Regions from separate parts of the Homo sapiens genome. Here region 2 is linked to region 1. Evidence: read pairs that join two places in POLR2A ChIA-PET (ENCODE). Cell type or tissue: MCF 10A. All regions are shown on one strand. Each heading gives the region's core, and the rest is flanking DNA. Links, peaks and the distances in the headings are about the cores only. Region 1 overlaps LOC124902680 (a long non-coding RNA gene). Region 2 has its middle 29 kb from the start of FTH1.

Region 1 (4,394 bases), core at 155-4,154:
GCCCAGCAAAATGCTTACAACAACGCCTAGAGGACTCCAGACCCATTCCCCGGGCAATCTGAAGATCTGGGACCTACCTACCCAGGCCTCCCTTCTCCCACTTAATAGAGGCAGGTCTGAGGGCCTGGGAGGAAGAAGGCACCGCAGAGAAGCAAGGACAACAGCCTTCTCCTCTTTGAACCAGGGTGGCCTTATACCAAAACATTTATTGAACTCACTGCTAAGGAACTCATGTAGAGAGGAACTAAAAGTTATAAATAAGTTCTGGGGTAAATTCTAGCCCCAAATATACTAAATTTCATGTGTGGCTTCAGCTCTTTGGATCTGTCACCTTGTCTATAAAACAGTGGGTTTAATATATCTGTCCCTAAGGCATCTATATTCTATACAATGATAAGAAGACTGGGCCGGGCGCGGTGGCTCACGCCTGTAATCCCAGCACTTTGGGAGTCTGAGGCGGGTGGATCACCAAGTCAGGAGATGGAGACCATCCTGGCTAACATGGTGAAACTTTGTCTCTACTGAAAATACAAAAAATTAGCCAGGCGTGGTGGCAGACGCCTGTAGTCCCAGCTACTCAGGAGGCTGAGGCAGGAGAATGGCGTGAGCCCTGGAGGCGGAGGTTGCAGTGAGCCAAGACAGCACCACTGCACTCCAGCCTGGGTGACAGAGCGAGACTCTGTCTCAAAAAAAAAAAAAAGACTGCATTAAGGAAATCCCGTGAATTCCTCCATGAGCCTGCCTCTGCCCCATCCCAATCTCCCACACTCTTAGAATGCAGCAAAATGAGAGTCCTGTTTCTAGCTCTCGCTCTGCCTCTAATAGAGGTATGATTGGGATTCTCCCTTTAGTTTAAGCACTATATGTCATAAATTATTTTTAATATTACTTAACATTAATCTGCAGAATTATTACAGATGACTTTTCTTAAAACAAAGACTGATTCTGTCAACTTTATTAGTGCCTACTGTGTTGTAGTCACTGCACCCCCATAAGTTATCCAATTTCACAGAAATCCAGATTTTTCAAAAATGGTTTTGGTCTTTAATGGCCTGAAGGGCTGCTACTGAGGGGAGGCTGCAGCAGAGGCTGAGCACAACCGGTATTGCTTCTCCTATATGTGTTGACTTTGTAAAGGATCCAGGCTATTGGCCAACTATTATGTTTAGGATCTTTTGTTAAAATGGATCAAAATTTGAACTCACAATTCAGGTTATTCCAACAGCCACTGGCAGTTAGGTTATTCAATTATGGCTTCATTACAATCGGCATTAAGGTCTTTTTTTTTCTTTTCTTTAGAGAGAAAATGGTGGGACAGTTAGGAAGGGGTCTCACTATGTTGTCTAGGCTGGTCTCCAACTCCTGAGCTCAAGTAATCCTCCCACCTCAGCCTCCCAAAGCACTGGGATTATAGGCACGAGTCACTGTGCCTGGCCTGGCATTAGGGTCTTAAGCTCATTTCGTTCTGTTCCTTGAGGATTAATTTGGCCAGAACAGTTAGTATTCACAAGTGGCAACCTAAAATTAAGTATGTGATTCATATCCAGGATGAGGCAAGTTCCCTTAGGATCAACAGGGCCTGCAAGGCAAAGGTTTCCTTTAGTTGACCTGGATATGGGTTTATTGCAGTCTGTGTGACCACCTGTGTAGGTGGGTAAGGAGATGAGAGGGCAACACGACATTTGCCTAGTGGCCTATAGGCTTACTCACCTGTATTTTTTCAGGTTGAAATCATCAGTTGATTCAGCAAATTTTTTATTTATTTATTTATTTAGAGACAGAGTCTGGCTCTGTCACCCAGGCTGGAGTGCAGTGGTGCAATCTCGGCTCACTGCAACCTTTGCCTCCTGGGTTCAAGCGATTCTCCTGCCTCACCCCCACAAAGTAGCTGGGATTACAGGCACCCCCCACCACACCCGGCTAATTTTTGTATTTTAGTAGAGACAGGGTTTCACCGTGTTGGCCAAGTGGGTCTGGAGCTCCTGACCTCAGGTGATCCGCCCTCCTCACCCTCCCAAAGTGCAGGGATTACAGGCATGAGCTGCCACGCCCGGCCAATTCAGCAAATTTATGTGGGATTCCACCTAGAACTCCAAACCAAGGTGCTCTGAATATGTATTGGTAGTATAAACAGAATCCACAGCCCTATCCTGGATTATAAGCTCGTTAGGGAGGTAGCAAAATACATGACACTGACCTAAGAACACATGAAAAGCAAAGAAACATGAATGCAAAGTCATGTCATATAAGCTGTTTAAATCCTGAGTAAGATGAATTTAATTTGCATCTATCCTACTGACCTATAATCCGTGACTCACTTGTCTCTCTCCTCCAGTAGACATGACTAGGCATGACCCATATAGTACTGAACTTTGTATTCCCAGCACCTTACCAAAGTAGGTGCTGGGAATACAAAGAGGAGACACCCCACAAATGTTAAATAAAACACTTAATGAATGGTTCTAGGTAGGTGGGGTTGATCAAGGAATTATCTTACAAGTGGTATGGGTTTTTTGGTTTTTTCTGAGGTGCAGTCTCACCATGTTGCCCAGGTGATTCTCCTGACTCAGCCTCCCAAGTAGCTGGGATTACAGGCACTAATTTTTGTATTTTAGTAGAGACAGAGTTTCACCATGTTGGCCAGGTGGGTCTCGAGCTCCTGGCCTCAGGTGGTCCACCTGCCTCTGCCTCCCAAAGTGCTGGGATTACAGGTGTGAGCCACCGCGCCCAACCTAGTCTTTTTATAGAACAGTTATCTCTGTAGCCAAACTTACATCATATTATTTAATTTTCCTTGATTCGGGGGAGGGGGGAGGGATAGCATTAGGAGATATACCTAATGCTAAATGACGAGTTAATGGGTGCAGCACACCAACATGGCACATGTATACATATGTAACAAACCTCCATGTTGTGCATATGTACCTTAAAACTTAAAGTATAATAAAATAAAAGATTTACATAAAACATTTTTCCTTGATTCTGTATTAAAGGAAAGATGACATTATTTTCAATGTCTGCAAAATATTTCACTGATGGGCATTTAGAGTGTTTCCATTTCCCGCTATCATAGATACTGCTTTAATGAATATTTTTTGTTTATAAATAGTTTTCTTTTTTTGTGTGTGGATATAGAATCTTGCTTTGTTGCCCAGGCTGGAGTGCAGTGGCACAATCTCGGCTCACTGCAACCTCTGCCTCCCGGATTCAAGCAATTCTCCTGCCTCAGCCTCCCGAGTAGCTGGGACTACAGGCGCACGCCGCCACGCCCAGCCGATTTCTTTTGTTCAGGCTGGTCTTGAACTCCTGAGCTCAGGCAATCCGCCTGCCTCGACCTCCCAAAGTGCTAGGATTATAGGCGTGAGGCACCCCGCCTGACCTATAAATATTTTTCTAAGAACATTTCCTTAGGCTATATTCCTAAACATGGAATTATTGGGAACATTTTTATTTTTCTATTTTTTTTCATCTCTTCAGTATTCAAAACATTCCTAAATTCTGGCCGGGTGCGGTGGCTCACGCCTGTAATCCCAGCACTTTGGGAGGCCGAGGCGGGCAGATCACGAGGTCAGGAGATCAAAGCCATCCTGGCTAACATGGTGAAACCCCAACTCTACTAAAAATACAAAAACAAAATTAGCTGGGCGTGGTGGCGGGCACCTGTAGTCCCAGCTACTTGGGAGGCTAAGGCAGGAGAATGCCATGAACCTGGGAGGTGGAGCTTGCAGCAAGCTGAGATCAGGCCACTGCACTCCAGCCTGGGCGACAGAGCGAGACTCCATCTCAAAAAAAAAAAAAATCTTAAATTTCTATATAAGTTGTCAAACTATTTTTTCCAGTTTAATCAACTTACACTTCTACCAGCAGTATGAGAGCTTTTATCCCACTGCACAGTCACATAGGAAAAATGGTTTATGTAAAGGACCTCTCTTCTGTTATTTAATACCCATGAATTTCTTATATAGTTGTAATCAGCGAACCCATACTACTTTGGGTTCTGCTTATTTCACGGGGAAGGATTCTATATCTATCAATATAGTTCACATTCTAGCCATTTAAAATCATTCTTTAATTCTTCATTGTGTTAACAGATCCCAATAAGCTTGGCGATTTTCTTATTGTCAGGACTCGGGTTTATTTCCAGTTTTTGCTATTAAATTGGCTATTTCTGCATCTTTGCACAGTCTCCCCTACTTTACCAAGAGTGAAACTGCTTGATCAAAGAATAGAAAATGTTTTGTAGCTCGCATTAGACACTGCCAAGTTGTTGGGCAAGGTTTTTAAAAAAGGAATATTGGCTGTACAGAGGTGCAGCTGTGTGGACCATCATTCCTGAGCAGGGTCCAATAGCCTGGCATCTTACCTGGAAGTCAGGACATCTAAACTTCCCTATG
Region 2 (4,394 bases), core at 259-4,258, 180 kb before region 1:
AGGCTGTGAGCTGGGACATGCCTGAGCATGCCCAGAACAAATATCTTGGTTAAAGTACAAGGACATAGAATATACTTATTCCCTTATATCTAACAGCTACGTAGGATAGGGCTTAACAAAGAGTTATTAGCAAAAAGCAAGAAGGCTTTGGAGGAAGTTAGTCTTTAAAATAAACTATTATTTCTAACATTTATTATTTATTCTTTAACAAGAAGGGAAACTTTGAAGAGGAATTTTACTTTCCACATCCATTTTTCATTTCTTTTCTTTTCTTTTTTTTTTTTCTTTTTTTTTTCTGAGACAGGGTCTCACTCTGTCACCCAGGCTGGAGTGCAGTGGTGCCATCTCAGCTCACTGCAACCTCTGCCTCCTGGTTTCAAGTGATTCTCTTGACTCAGCCTCCTGGATAGCTGGGATTACAGGCATGAGCCACTGTGCCTGGCCCACTATGTCTTAAAAGTGCTGGAGGGAAGTGGGAGCCGCGACCCTTCCAAAGGACACCTTTCATACCTTTCATACCGTGCTGCAGGCAGACAATTTATTGAAAAGCAATCTGCCCCAAAACAACCCACCAAAAATCAATTTGACAAATTCACCCTAGAGCCCCTAGGCTGGAAATGACGTCTCTCTGTCTCCACTTCAAGCCTGTCTCCCAGAAAGTATTTTTTTGTTTCTTTATAACATGACAGCTCAGCATGTCATTAAAGATTTTTCCTCGTCATTCTATTCCCCTGGCCTTCTTCTCCTCCTAGAATTTGTATTTCTAGCCAGCAGAGTTGAGACATGGGACCAATGATTTACTTAAGCAGATGTAATCGCCGGGCATGGTGGCTCACACCTGTAATCCCAGGACTTTGGAAGGCCGAGGCAGGTGGATTGCTTGAGCTCCGGAAGTTTGAGACCAACCTGGGCAACATGGCAAAACCGTGTCTCTACAAAACAAACAAACAAACAAACAAAAAAAAAACCAAAAAAGACAAAAAATCAAAAATTAGCTTGGTACGGTGGTATGTGCCTGTAGTCCCAGCTACTTGGGGGGCTGAGACAGGAGGATCACTTGAGCCTGGGAAGCAGAGGTTGCAGTGAGCCAAGATCGTGCCACTGCACTCCAGCCTGGGTGACAAAGTGAGTCCCTGTCTCAAAAGAAAAGAACACATGTGTTGAACATTGCTCAGAAAACAAGGCCATGCCTCTTTTTATGATTTTTTTTTTTTTTTGAGACGGAGTCTCGCTCTGTCGCCCAGGCTGGAGTGCAGTGGCGCGATCTTGGCTCACAGCAAGCTCCACCTCCCAGGTTCACACCATTCTCCTGCCTCAGCCTCCCGAGTAGCTGGGACTACAGGTGCCCACCACCATACCCGGTTAATTTTTTTGTATTTTTAGTAGAGACGGGGTTTCACCATATTAGCCAGCATGGTCTTGATCTCCTGACCTCGTGATCCGCCCACCTCGGCCTCCCAAAGTGCTGGGATTACAGGTGTGAGCCACTGTGCCCAGCCTTTTTATGGTATTTTTATCTTGTAGACCCACGGAGCTTCTGCTCTCATCTCCCTAAACAAGGGGCAGGAACAGAGTGCTGACTCTCTCCCCCACAGCACAGAGCATTGTGCTTGCTATGGAGTGAATTAAATATTAAGTGAATATTTATATTAATATAAATATTATATCATCTTAATATATCATCTTAATATTAAGACGAGTGGATGGGTAGGTAGCTGCATAGATGATGGTTCTGTCTTGCTTATGAAGATTAGTCATCCCTCAAGGGCCATCATTAGCCAGGATTTGATTCCCTGCAGGCCCCAGCACTGGTTCTAAATGTAGAATGTTTGGTCCTATCCATCCTTTCCCCAGGGACAGAATAGGGGTCTCCTCCTGCCAGAGGCCCCTCCAATGCCCACTCTTCTTCTCTGAAGGTCATTCTCCAGAAATGCCTCTCTATCTGCAAAGTGTGGCTTAGTAGGGATTGGCAGATCTCCCTCTCAAGACCATTTGCCTCCAAAGCTTGATCTCTGAGCCTGGAACAAAGGGCTTTGTTGTCAGGTGAAAGCCTTCCGCAGCCCTAGAGCCAGCCCCACAGCGCCTCCCGCTACAGATGCTCTGCCTGACACCCTACTATCCTGGAGAAGCTGGGAGGACATTGGCAGGGAGGGATGAATAAAATGAAGCGATCCTTCTGAAGAACACAGCATAAAATCCAGAAATTGCTCCCATGGCCTATGGAAAGCTGATGTCTGATACAGACAGCATCCCAAGTCATGGGAAAGAATGGGTGACTTTGGTAGGGCACAATGGCTTATGCCTGTAATCCCAGCACTTTGGGAGGCTGAGGCGGGTGGATCACCTGAGGTCAGGAGTTCGAGACCAGCCTGGCCAACATGGTGAAACCCCACCTCTACTAAAAATACAAAAATTAGCTGGGCCTGGTGGCATGCACCTGTAATCCCAGCTACTCGGGAGGCTGAGGCAGGAGAATCCCTTGAATCTGAGAGGTGGAGGTTGCAGTGAGCCGAGATTGTGCCATTACACTCCAGCCTGGGCGACAGAGCAAGACTCCGTCTCAAAAAAAAACAGAAAGATGGGCTGGGCGCGGTGGCTCAAGCCTGTAATCCCAGCATTTTGGGAGGCCGAGGTGGGCAGATCACGAGGTCAGGAGTTTGAGACCAGCCTGGCCAATATGGTGAAACCCTGTCTCTACTAAAAACACAAAAAATAGCCGGGCATGGTGGCAGGCGCCTGTAATCCCAGCTACTCGGGAGGCTGAGGCAGGAGAATTGCTTGAACCCGGGAGGCAGAGGTTGTATTGAGCCAGAGATTGTGCCATTGCACTCCAACCTGAGTGACAGAGTGAGACTCTGACTCAAAACAATAAATAAATAAATAAATAAATAAATAAATAAATAAATAAAAAAAACAGAAAGAATGGGTGACTTCATAGCTGGTGTCAGGATAGCAGGAGAGCCTTGTGGACTCAGAACCAGCTGGAAGCACTCCTCATGCTGTGGACCACAGTGCATTCCAAAGGGGTTGGAGATTTATTTATTTATTTATTTATTTAGCGACGAAGTCTCACTCTGTCACCCAGGTTGGAGTGCTGTGGTGCAATCTGGGCTCACTGCAACCTCTGCATCCCAGGTTCAAGCAATTCTCCTACCTTAGCCTCCCGAGTAGCTGGGATTACAGGTGCCTGCCATCACACTCGGCTAATTTTTGTATTTTTAGTAGAGACAGGGTTTCACCATGTTGGCCAGGCTGGTCTTGAACTCCTGACCTCAAGTGATCTGCCCGCCTTGGCCTCCCAAAGTGCTGGGATTACAGGTGTGAGCCACTGTGCCCGGCGGGGTTGGAGATTTAAATGTAAAGATGAAACCATACAAGTCTAACAGAAAACATGGACCAATTCTCTTATAATTTGGGAGTGAGGAAAAATTTCCTAATTCTGACTCAACACCTAGAAACAATAAGGGGAAAAGATGAACAAGTCTCAAGGAATTAAAGTTCTGTATGGAAAAAAAATTAAATGAAAATTTTAAACATATGCGAAATTAAAAAGACAAATGATAGACTGGTTTAACAAAAAACAACAACCTTACAACCTACATCACGGACAAAGGGCCAATATTCTTAGTATATGAAGAGCTCCTAATATAGATTAAAAAGGCCAACAACCTGAAAGAAAAATGCCCTAAAAATACAAACAGTTTACAGAAAAAGAAAGGCAAATATTTCAAAACTATACGGAAAGACACTCAACCTTGCTTACAGTAAAAGAAACACAAATTGCCCCAAGTAACTATTTCTTGTTGATCAGATTGGCCAAAATCCAAAAGCTTAATACTCTATACTCTCTTTTCCAAACTGTGAGAAAACCAACATTCTCACATATTCCTGGTGGGAATGCAAAATGGTACGGTCACTGTAGAAGAGAATTTGGTAATAGCTAGCAAAATTATGAGCGCATTTGCCCTTTGATCCTGCAATCCCACATCTAGGAATCTATACTAACGATACACTGCAAACAATACAAAAAGACACAGAGATATGCTGTTTATTGCAGCTCTGTTTGTAAAAACCAAAGCATGGGAAAAAGCCAAAAATCCATCAATAAGGACTTTGAGAAATAAACAATAGCACATCTACACAATGGGGTACTTTGCAGCCACAAAAAGAACAAGGAAGATCTCTACAAACTAATATAGTGTGATCCTAAGGACATCTTAGGATCTGTTTCTCTAAGAAGGAAAGATATAAACAAAAATACGTAAATACAGGGCCGGACACGGTGGCTCACACCTGTAATCCCTGCACTTTGGGAGGCTGAGACAGGGAGATCATGAGGTCAGGAGATCGAGACCAGTCTAGCTAACACGGTGAAACCCATCTCTACTAAAAAT

What was found. ChIA-PET counts read pairs that join two places held together with the same protein. Peaks named below come from ENCODE experiments on the same cell type or tissue, not always from the same donor. Only the 100,000 strongest peaks of a DNase experiment are listed, where the experiment ranks them.
Region 2: POLR2A ChIA-PET joins it to region 1 with 5 read pairs; 3 of 35 experiments call an interaction of 5 or more read pairs at or near these places.

What each region holds. Positions count from the first base shown.
Region 1 is chr11:61,818,280-61,822,673 of GRCh38, reverse strand. LOC124902680 (a long non-coding RNA gene) reads right to left here. Exons shown (of 2, transcript XR_007062696.1): 1 at 1,206-4,394. It also overlaps a transcript of FADS2 not described here. Among named protein-coding and RNA genes, the nearest start is that of FADS1, 3.5 kb to the right of the region's middle. In MCF 10A, for the core only: no CTCF peak of the experiment used is centred there; DNase peaks (open chromatin) are centred at 1,573 and 2,343.
Region 2 is chr11:61,994,807-61,999,200 of GRCh38, reverse strand. No RefSeq gene overlaps it. Among named protein-coding and RNA genes, the nearest start is that of FTH1, 29 kb to the right of the region's middle. In MCF 10A, for the core only: no CTCF peak of the experiment used is centred there; no DNase peak of the experiment used is centred there.